Linked DNA regions of Homo sapiens: all the other regions are linked to region 1. A link is a loop called in an ENCODE intact Hi-C map of the cell type or tissue named here. Cell type or tissue: heart right ventricle. All regions are shown on one strand. Region 1 has its middle 66 kb from the start of EFNB1. Region 2 has its middle 170 kb from the start of PJA1. Region 3 overlaps EFNB1 (ephrin B1).

Evidence for each region. Hi-C counts contacts between places; a loop is a spot of excess contacts. Peaks named below come from ENCODE experiments on the same cell type or tissue, not always from the same donor. Only the 100,000 strongest peaks of a DNase experiment are listed, where the experiment ranks them.
Region 2: a loop joins it to region 1, with 2.3 times the contacts of the local background. A loop is called at or near these places in 7 of 110 quality-filtered maps.
Region 3: it touches region 1 in a loop (2.5-fold over the local background); 28 of 110 quality-filtered maps call a loop at or near these places.

The regions. Positions count from the first base shown.
Region 1 is chrX:68,894,270-68,896,769 of GRCh38, reverse strand. No RefSeq gene overlaps it. Among named protein-coding and RNA genes, the nearest start is that of EFNB1, 66 kb to the right of the region's middle. RefSeq lists enhancers at 947-1,458, 1,459-1,972. In heart right ventricle, no CTCF peak of the experiment used is centred here; DNase peaks (open chromatin) are centred at 1,219, 1,559 and 1,999; H3K4me3 peaks cover 1,166 bases; H3K27ac peaks cover 2,500 bases.
Region 2 is chrX:68,996,787-68,999,286 of GRCh38, reverse strand. No RefSeq gene overlaps it. Among named protein-coding and RNA genes, the nearest start is that of PJA1, 170 kb to the left of the region's middle. In heart right ventricle, no CTCF peak of the experiment used is centred here; a DNase peak (open chromatin) is centred at 1,156; H3K4me3 peaks cover 107 bases; H3K27ac peaks cover 1,272 bases.
Region 3 is chrX:68,840,762-68,843,261 of GRCh38, reverse strand. EFNB1 (ephrin B1) reads right to left here. Exons shown (of 5, transcript NM_004429.5): 5 at 1,102-2,500. Among named protein-coding and RNA genes, the nearest start is that of EFNB1, 13 kb to the right of the region's middle. In heart right ventricle, no CTCF peak of the experiment used is centred here; a DNase peak (open chromatin) is centred at 1,446.

The DNA.
Region 1 (2,500 bases):
AGCCCAGACCATTTGCCCGGCCCAGCACTTCCTGTTCCTCTGCCTTTTTCCAGCCCCAGGATCTCAAGTTGTAAATAATCCTTAGAATACCAGCACACATTTGTTTAGCACCTTTTTTTTTTTTTTTTTTTTTTTTTTTTGAGATGGAGTGTCGTTCTGTTGCCAGGCTGGAGTGCAGTGGCATGATCTCGGCTCACTGCAAGCTCTGCCTCCCAGGTCCATGCCATTCTCCTGCCTCAGCCTCCCGAGTAGCTGGGACTACAGGTGCCCGCCACCACGCCAGGCTAATTTTTTTGTATTTTTAGTAGAGACGGGGTTTCACCGTGTTAACCAGGATGGTCTCGATCTCCTGACCTTGTGATCCGCCCGCCTCAGCCTCCCAAAGTGCTGGGATTACAGGTGTGAGCCACCGCACCCGGCCTTGTTTAGCACTTTCACATCCCAGTTCCCTTGCGCCTTGAAGGAAGCAAATCTCTAGCCCTCTCCATCTTTACCCTGGCAGAGCCCTATTTATCTTTTAAGCCTAGTTCAAATGTCACCTCCTCTGTGAAGCCTTTCCTGACCCCCTGCCCTGGCATCCTCTCTGCTCCCATGGCTTCTTGAATTCCAACTGTCACCACACAGATCACACTGCACTATATCTCTCGGTTGCTCTGTCACCCCCACCACACTAAGGGCCCCTGAGAGCAGAGACTATGTCTGGTTTGCCTCTGAGTCCCCAGGGCCTGGCACTGAGCCTGGAACTGGGAGGGTCTTAAGAAATGCATATTGGGTGGATGAATGAAGCAAAAGGGACACATGTTCACATACAGGTCACTCGTTCCTGGGGTCTGGGAGGCCAGTGAACTTGACAGTTGGGTCAGGGAGTAAAGGTCCATGACTAGTCTCATTGCTGGGCCCCAGGCCATGTCTGGGATAGGGATGAAGGCATGAGCAGCGGGGGCAGGGAGGTGGGATGGGTGCAGTGCCCTATGGAGGGCGATTTCTGCTCGTCCTGGGTCCTTACTGTTCCTCTCTCAGTCTGGTCTCAGGCTCTGGACAAGCTCCAGGAAGGCAAGGCAAAAAGTATACAAGTTACATCTGACCCATCTCTCTGGTGGGCACCATGCCAACATCCTGTCTTGCTTGGCATACCAGAGCAATCTGTGACCCCTCCTTCTCTGGCCATCCTGGGGGGCTCTGTCTTCCTAGAGAAGCCTGAGCTAAGGAGGCCCAAGCCCTGCTCTGAATCACCTGTCCCACTCCCCTCCCACTGAGCTAGGCTGGGGACAGCATGACCGAGCAAGGAGAACTGAAGTCAGGGAGCCTGGCTGCTTGGATTCGTGACTCAGCTTTGCCATCAACCTGTCGGGTAACTGTGGTTGAGTGTGTGATTCTGGCTGACCCTTGGACCATCCCCACTGGGGACTACCGGACTCTCTGAGGGATAGCAGCTCCTGCGAAGGCCAGAGGAGGGCCGGCGTGGGTGCAGAAGCATGGCCCTCACCACCCTGGGCGAGTGGCGTCCGGCGCCCGCCCGTCCGCCCGCCCGCCGACTGCCTGCCTGCCTGCCCGCCTGAGCCTGCACCCGCCTGGCCACAGGCTGAGGAAGCATAATCATGCTGGGCTATTTCAGACCCATTATCTCAGCTCAGCTCCTGCTTCCTGAGCAGGCCCCGAATTAGCCTGGCGCTTTGTTCTCAAGTGCATTTGTCAGATCGCTTGGCCTGTACCTCGGGGAGGAGGGAGAGGAGGGAAGGGAGGGCAGGGGCGGAGAGGGGGGCGGGTAGGGAGCGGGAGGAGGAACTCGACGCTAATTAAGACTCATTAAAAAAAAGAAGACGACAATGAGGAATAAGGAGAAGAAGAAAGAAAAACGAAGTGGAGGGGGGAGGGAAAGGCTTGCTGAGGAAGCAGAACAGCCGCCGGGAGAGACACATACAGAAACGCGCAGGCATACACACGCCCACAAAAAGACACGGAAACACACACAGCTCTCCCTCCCGGCAGCCTGCGCCAGCACTTCCCGCGCTCAGCCCTGCCCTGTGCCAGCCTGGCCGGGGCGACTTAGGCTTAGAACCCTGAGCCTTCCTTCCGGTTCCCCGGGCTGCCCTGTGCCAGCCTGGCCGGGGCGACTTGGGCTTAGAACCCTGAGCCTTCCTTCCGGTTCCCCGGGCTGCCGGGCTAAGGACGAAGCACAGCCAGGATTCAAATCCTGCCCCGGCTCTTCAGTAGCTCTGCAGCCTCTCGGTTTCCACGTTTGTCAAAGGAGAATCCCTAGGTCCACTGAGCAAGGCTGGCAGGAAGGCGTCCGGACATAGAGAGGCTCATCTGTTCGGGAGTGTCTCGGCCCAGCAGCAAGCCTCCAGCTGGCGGTGCCCTCTCCGGGTCAGGCCTGGCTGCGCTTCTGCCTCTGAGCCCTTCTCAGAGCCAGGGGTGGTGCTGTACCAGGGCTCAGGCCCTGCTGGGCTCCCTCCCCTCCCACCACTGTTGGCCTGTGCCCCGCCACCACCAGCCCAGG
Region 2 (2,500 bases), 100 kb before region 1:
GCCTTCACAGAGATGACAGTCTAAGCCTAGGCTTCAAGAGCAGGCAGGGACCTGGCAGCAGGTTGAGGTGGAGCTGGGCTAAGAAAAGTATTTCTATATTGGGACATGCTGAACGTCTTATTCTTACTGTAGAAGAGTGGTTGCCACAGCTCATTGTGAAGTTGGGGGAGAATAGAAATAAAGCAGACTAGAGCAGAAAGAATAGAATAGAAAGCGACTATGGTAGCAATTAGCTCTCTCCACCTTCACTGCCACTCTGGTGTGAGGCACCTACCACCTCTCACCTGGATTACTGTCTTAGCCTCCTAATTGGTCCCCTGCTTCCCTCTTTGGCCCTTCCCACTTCCGTCTGTTTTCAGGACAGCAGCTAAAGTGATCCTGTTACAACCTGCTTAGGTTTAGCCCTTGTCACTTCTGTTGCTCAAAACCCTGCCCTTGGCCCCACATGGCAGTCAGGGTAAACGCCAAAGCCTTAGCATGGCTTACCAAGTCCCATCTACTTTCACACTTGTTTCCTCTTGAAATTAATCTACTCCTCCTCTCCCCTTCAGTATTCCCGCTTCAGCCTGCTTGGCCTCTTTTTTCTACTTTAATACACCAAACACCCCTCCCGCCTCAAGGCCATTGCACTTGGTTATTCCCTCTGCTTGGAGTGCTCTTCCTCCAAATTCTCCACATGGCTTTCTCCACCTGCTCTAGGTGTTTACTTCCATTTCACTTGTTCAGGGAGGCCTTCCCTTACACTCTATTTTGCATTGCTCCTCCACCCTGGCACCATATTCACCCTTCTCACTTGTTGTTTTCTTTTTCTCCATAGTGCTTCTCACCATCCCATAGACTCCCCATAGTATCTGTCCTGCTTACTGTCTGTCTGCCTTCACTAAAATGGGAGCTCCATGAGAGCAAGGATTTTTGTCTATTTCACTTACTGCTGTGTTCTCATCACTTAGTCTAGGCACATAGTTGGTGCTCAATAAATATTTGTCAAATGAATGAATGAATGAATGAATGAATGAATGAGGAAGGTCATGTTGGCCAGTAGTATTGAAACTTTGTTTTAGCAGCAAAAGCCAGGTTTGTCTGACTCCACCAGGCCTTTTTGCTCCCCCACCGCCCCCCCTCCACCCTTGCTTCTTGGCAGGGAGAAGGGCTGGGAGGGAGAAGAAATTCTGGGCCTGCTCCCAAGTGGGAAGTTCTCTCCTGTCCAGGGAAATCCTCAGCGGCCTCATGCAGATGACTACTTTCCAGCTGGAGGTTCTGAGACTGTGAGATTATGTTTTCAAAATGGAAATAATTTTGTTGCTTGTTTTCTTTTAATTAGAAAAGTAGTGAAGGCTCATAGTAAATCATTATGGGGTGCTTCAGAAATATGAATGGGTTCCCTTCTCTAGCCCTGATGCTCCAAGACCTCCTCTCCCCGGCACTGCCTACCTGCATTTCTTTCCTTAACAACTAGATCAGGGATCTCTTTCCTTGTCAGGACTGAAAAAGCCACATTGTTGTTTTTAATGGTGACTGTGTATGAATATGCCATAATTCATGTAAGCAAGCTGTTTTTCACTATAATAGACACCATGGCAATGAACATCCTGGTACATACATCTTTGCTCTCTTGACCCATTATTTCCTTAGGATGAATTCCCAGAAGTGCAATTGCTGGGTCACTCGGGCTCCCTGCTGGAAGACGCCTGATACTATTGTCCAAATGTGGGAGGACTTAAATTCTACAGGGATTGGAGCGACCCTCTGCCCTGTATTTCCCAAACCCAGCTCTCTTGCCTCTCTCCACTCCTTCATCTAAGGGAGCCCATGGAGGACAGTGGTAAAACACTCATAAAACACTTATCAGGGATGGATTATTGTATATGGTATACCAGGCACTGTTCTAGACACTTTCCACATATCAACTCATTTAATCCTCATAACAATCTTAAGAGTACATACCATCATTAGCCTCACTTTACAGACAAGGAAACTGGGGCTATGGGAGGTGAAGTAACTTGCCCAAGATCACACAGCTGGCAGGGAACAGGTGGTAGAATCAAAGCCAGGTAGCCGTACACCAGAGCCTAGACTCTTTTTTTAAGACAGAGTCTTGCTCTATTGCCCAGGTTGGAGTGCAGTGGTGTGATCTCAGCTCAATGCAACCTCTACCTCTTGGGTTCAAGTGATTCTTCTGCCTCAGCTTCCCGAGTAGCTGGGATTACAGGCGTGTGCCACCACGTTCGGCTAATTTTTGTATTTTTAGTAGAGACGGGGTTTTGCCATGTTGGCCAGCCTGGTCTCGAACTCCTGACCTCAGGTGATCTGCCTGCCTTGGCCTCCCAAACTGCTGGTATTACAGGCGTGAGCCACCGCGCCCGGCCTTAGAGCCAAGACTCTTAACCCCTCACTTTGCTATATTGCTTCCAAAGCCAGGGCCTTGGAGTAGGACAGACCTGGGGTCAATTATCGCTCTTCCACTTTCTAGCTGCATGATGTTAGGCTTCACCCTGCCTCT
Region 3 (2,500 bases), 54 kb after region 1:
CTGGCTCCAGGAGCACCCCAGCCAGGCCCAGCCCTACACTAGCCCAACCTTCCTTCCCTCCGCCTGCAGGCCCTGTGGCTTTCCGCCCCCTTTCTTCTCCACCAGCTCCCCACTTCCCTCATAGCCCGGGTGGCACCTTGGCTAATTCTCTGGGGCTTCCTACTCTGGATCACTCTCTCTCTCCTTCTTCTTCCTCTTTCCTCTGCTGCCTTCTACCCCATTTTTAGCTGCTGGATCTCACTTGTCCTCTTCCCCTGACATCTGTCTTAGCCGTCTCCACAGGGAGTCCCCCCACAAGACCAGCAGGCGGCTCCAGGCTGGAGCAGGAAGGCTCCAGGCCCTGCCAGTCTGCCTCTCCGCTGTGGGATGGAGGCCAAACCCTCTTCAGGGCCCTCACCACACTCTTTGACTTGAGCAAGTTACTCATCAGCCTGTGGGAGGTAGACCGGGTGCTCAAGGCTGCTCTAGCTTGAGGGTATCGACTGCTGGCCAGAAGCCCCCAACTATGCCATGGTGGTGGCTGTGGTGTGGCCCAGCTCAGAAGCAAGATTCTTCTGGCTGAGAGGTGAACTGGGCAGCCTGAAGCAGGCCCAATACCCAGTAGGCTGCAGCTGAAGTTCAGATCTTGGGAAGTTATTTCTATCCACCTCCAGGCGTCCTGAGGCAGGGCAGGGCTGGGCCTGCCAGCAGGTCCCAGATCTAGCCCCAGCTAGGTGGTGGCAGTACTTTGTGGACACACCCAGGTCCCCATGGGAACATCCCCTCCTCCATTAACCCTCTCTAACTGGGCCTGTGCCAGACTGGGCAGATGCCCGTGGCCTATGCCACAGAGGTGACAGGATGAACAGGGGAAATGGTCTCAGGCTCCATGACAGCAGAACAAGAGAGCAGAAAAACCTGGGGTGAGGGGAGTGGCAGGAGGGTCATAGGGCATTAAAACATCTTGCTCCACTAGGATAGCCATCATCTGCCCGTACCTGCCCCAGTCACCAGTGGTTTGAGCACAGGAAAGCGCACACACACACACCCCCACCACACACGCACGCACACAACTCTCACTCTCCATTTCCCAACATCACGACACCATTTTACACCCATTTCTCCATGTGGTTAATTTTTTTTTTTTAGTTCTCATTTTTTTCTAAGAAAAAAGCAACAAGAAAATAATTCAGAGTTTATACAAAACATCTTTACATTATTTTTTTTCCAAAAAGACTAGTATTTACACAAATGGCAACAGAAACAAAAACAAAAACCCTTCCGACTGCCACCTGGAAGGGGCTGGCTGTTCTGCTCCCTCTCCCACCTGGCACTGGGGTGGGCAGCTGGCCAGGAGGCAGTGTGGAGGTGGATGGTGTGAGGGCCAGCTCCTTCCATGGCTGCTCTGGGAGTGCCTGCAAGGCGCACTCAAGTGGCAGTCTGTTAGCAGCCGTGCTGGCAAGGAACTGGGGTCAAAGTGCACAGCGGGCTGGCCCAGCCCCAGGCAGCCTCTTCCTCTTTCCAGGCCCCAGCCCAAGACTGGGACAGCAGCAGGAGCTGGGTTGGGTGGGGGTTACCCACCTGTGCTAGGGCCCAGAAAAGGAGCAGGCCACCTGGTCTTATACCCGCTTAGGTCTCCACCCTGGGCCTCTGTTTCCCCACCAGGCCAAAGGATGCCAAAGGTAAGGAGAGAACAGGGTGGGGGGTGGGGGTGAAACTCCCAGCTCTGCAGGGCAAATAGCCACCTGGGCACCTCACCTCCCTCCACCCCCCATGAGGTCATCTGCCTGCAGCAGCTCTCCTGTTCCCCAGGCAACAGCCAATTAAGACATTAATTACCGTGAGAGTGAGGGAGGCAGGAGATGCCCAAGAATCCCACAAGGAAGGGATTTTTTTTTGTGTGTGTGTGTGTGTGTGTGTGTGTGGAAGGGTGGCAGTGACTACCCCATTGCCAGGATAAGCCTCGTAGGAGGGTCAGGAGGGGAGGGTGGGACACCTTGCCCAGTGGCACTTTCCTCTTCCCTCATGGGCGTGAACAGCCCTGGCCTGCCCCTTACCCCACCAGAAATACCAAGGAATCTATAAAAGAAATGGCATCCTATGCTTCCTGGCTGACCACATCGTGCCCCAGGCCCTCTTGTACTGGCTTGGGCCAGGCTCACAAAGCCTGGGGAGGGGCTGCCTTTTACATTTTTCCATTTTTCTTCAAAAAACAGATGAAAATGAGTTGACAGCTAAAAAATGAACACAAAAGCATTAAAAACAGTGATGATAGCGGACAAGCAGTCCTGGGAAGGTGGCAAGGGGGGCGAGGGAGGGGCAGGGCCAGGGGACTGTCTCCCTGCCTGCTGTCCATCAGTGTCCAGCCCTGCCTTCCAAGAAGGGGCGCCCCCACGGAGCCCAGAGGCCTGGCCAGAGGGGGAAGGCACAAGAGCATGGGGGTTAGGGGCACAAGCACCCCCCTCCGAAGCCCAGGGGGCAGGGAAAAAGGGGGATTATAAAAGCCAAGAAACTACAAAAC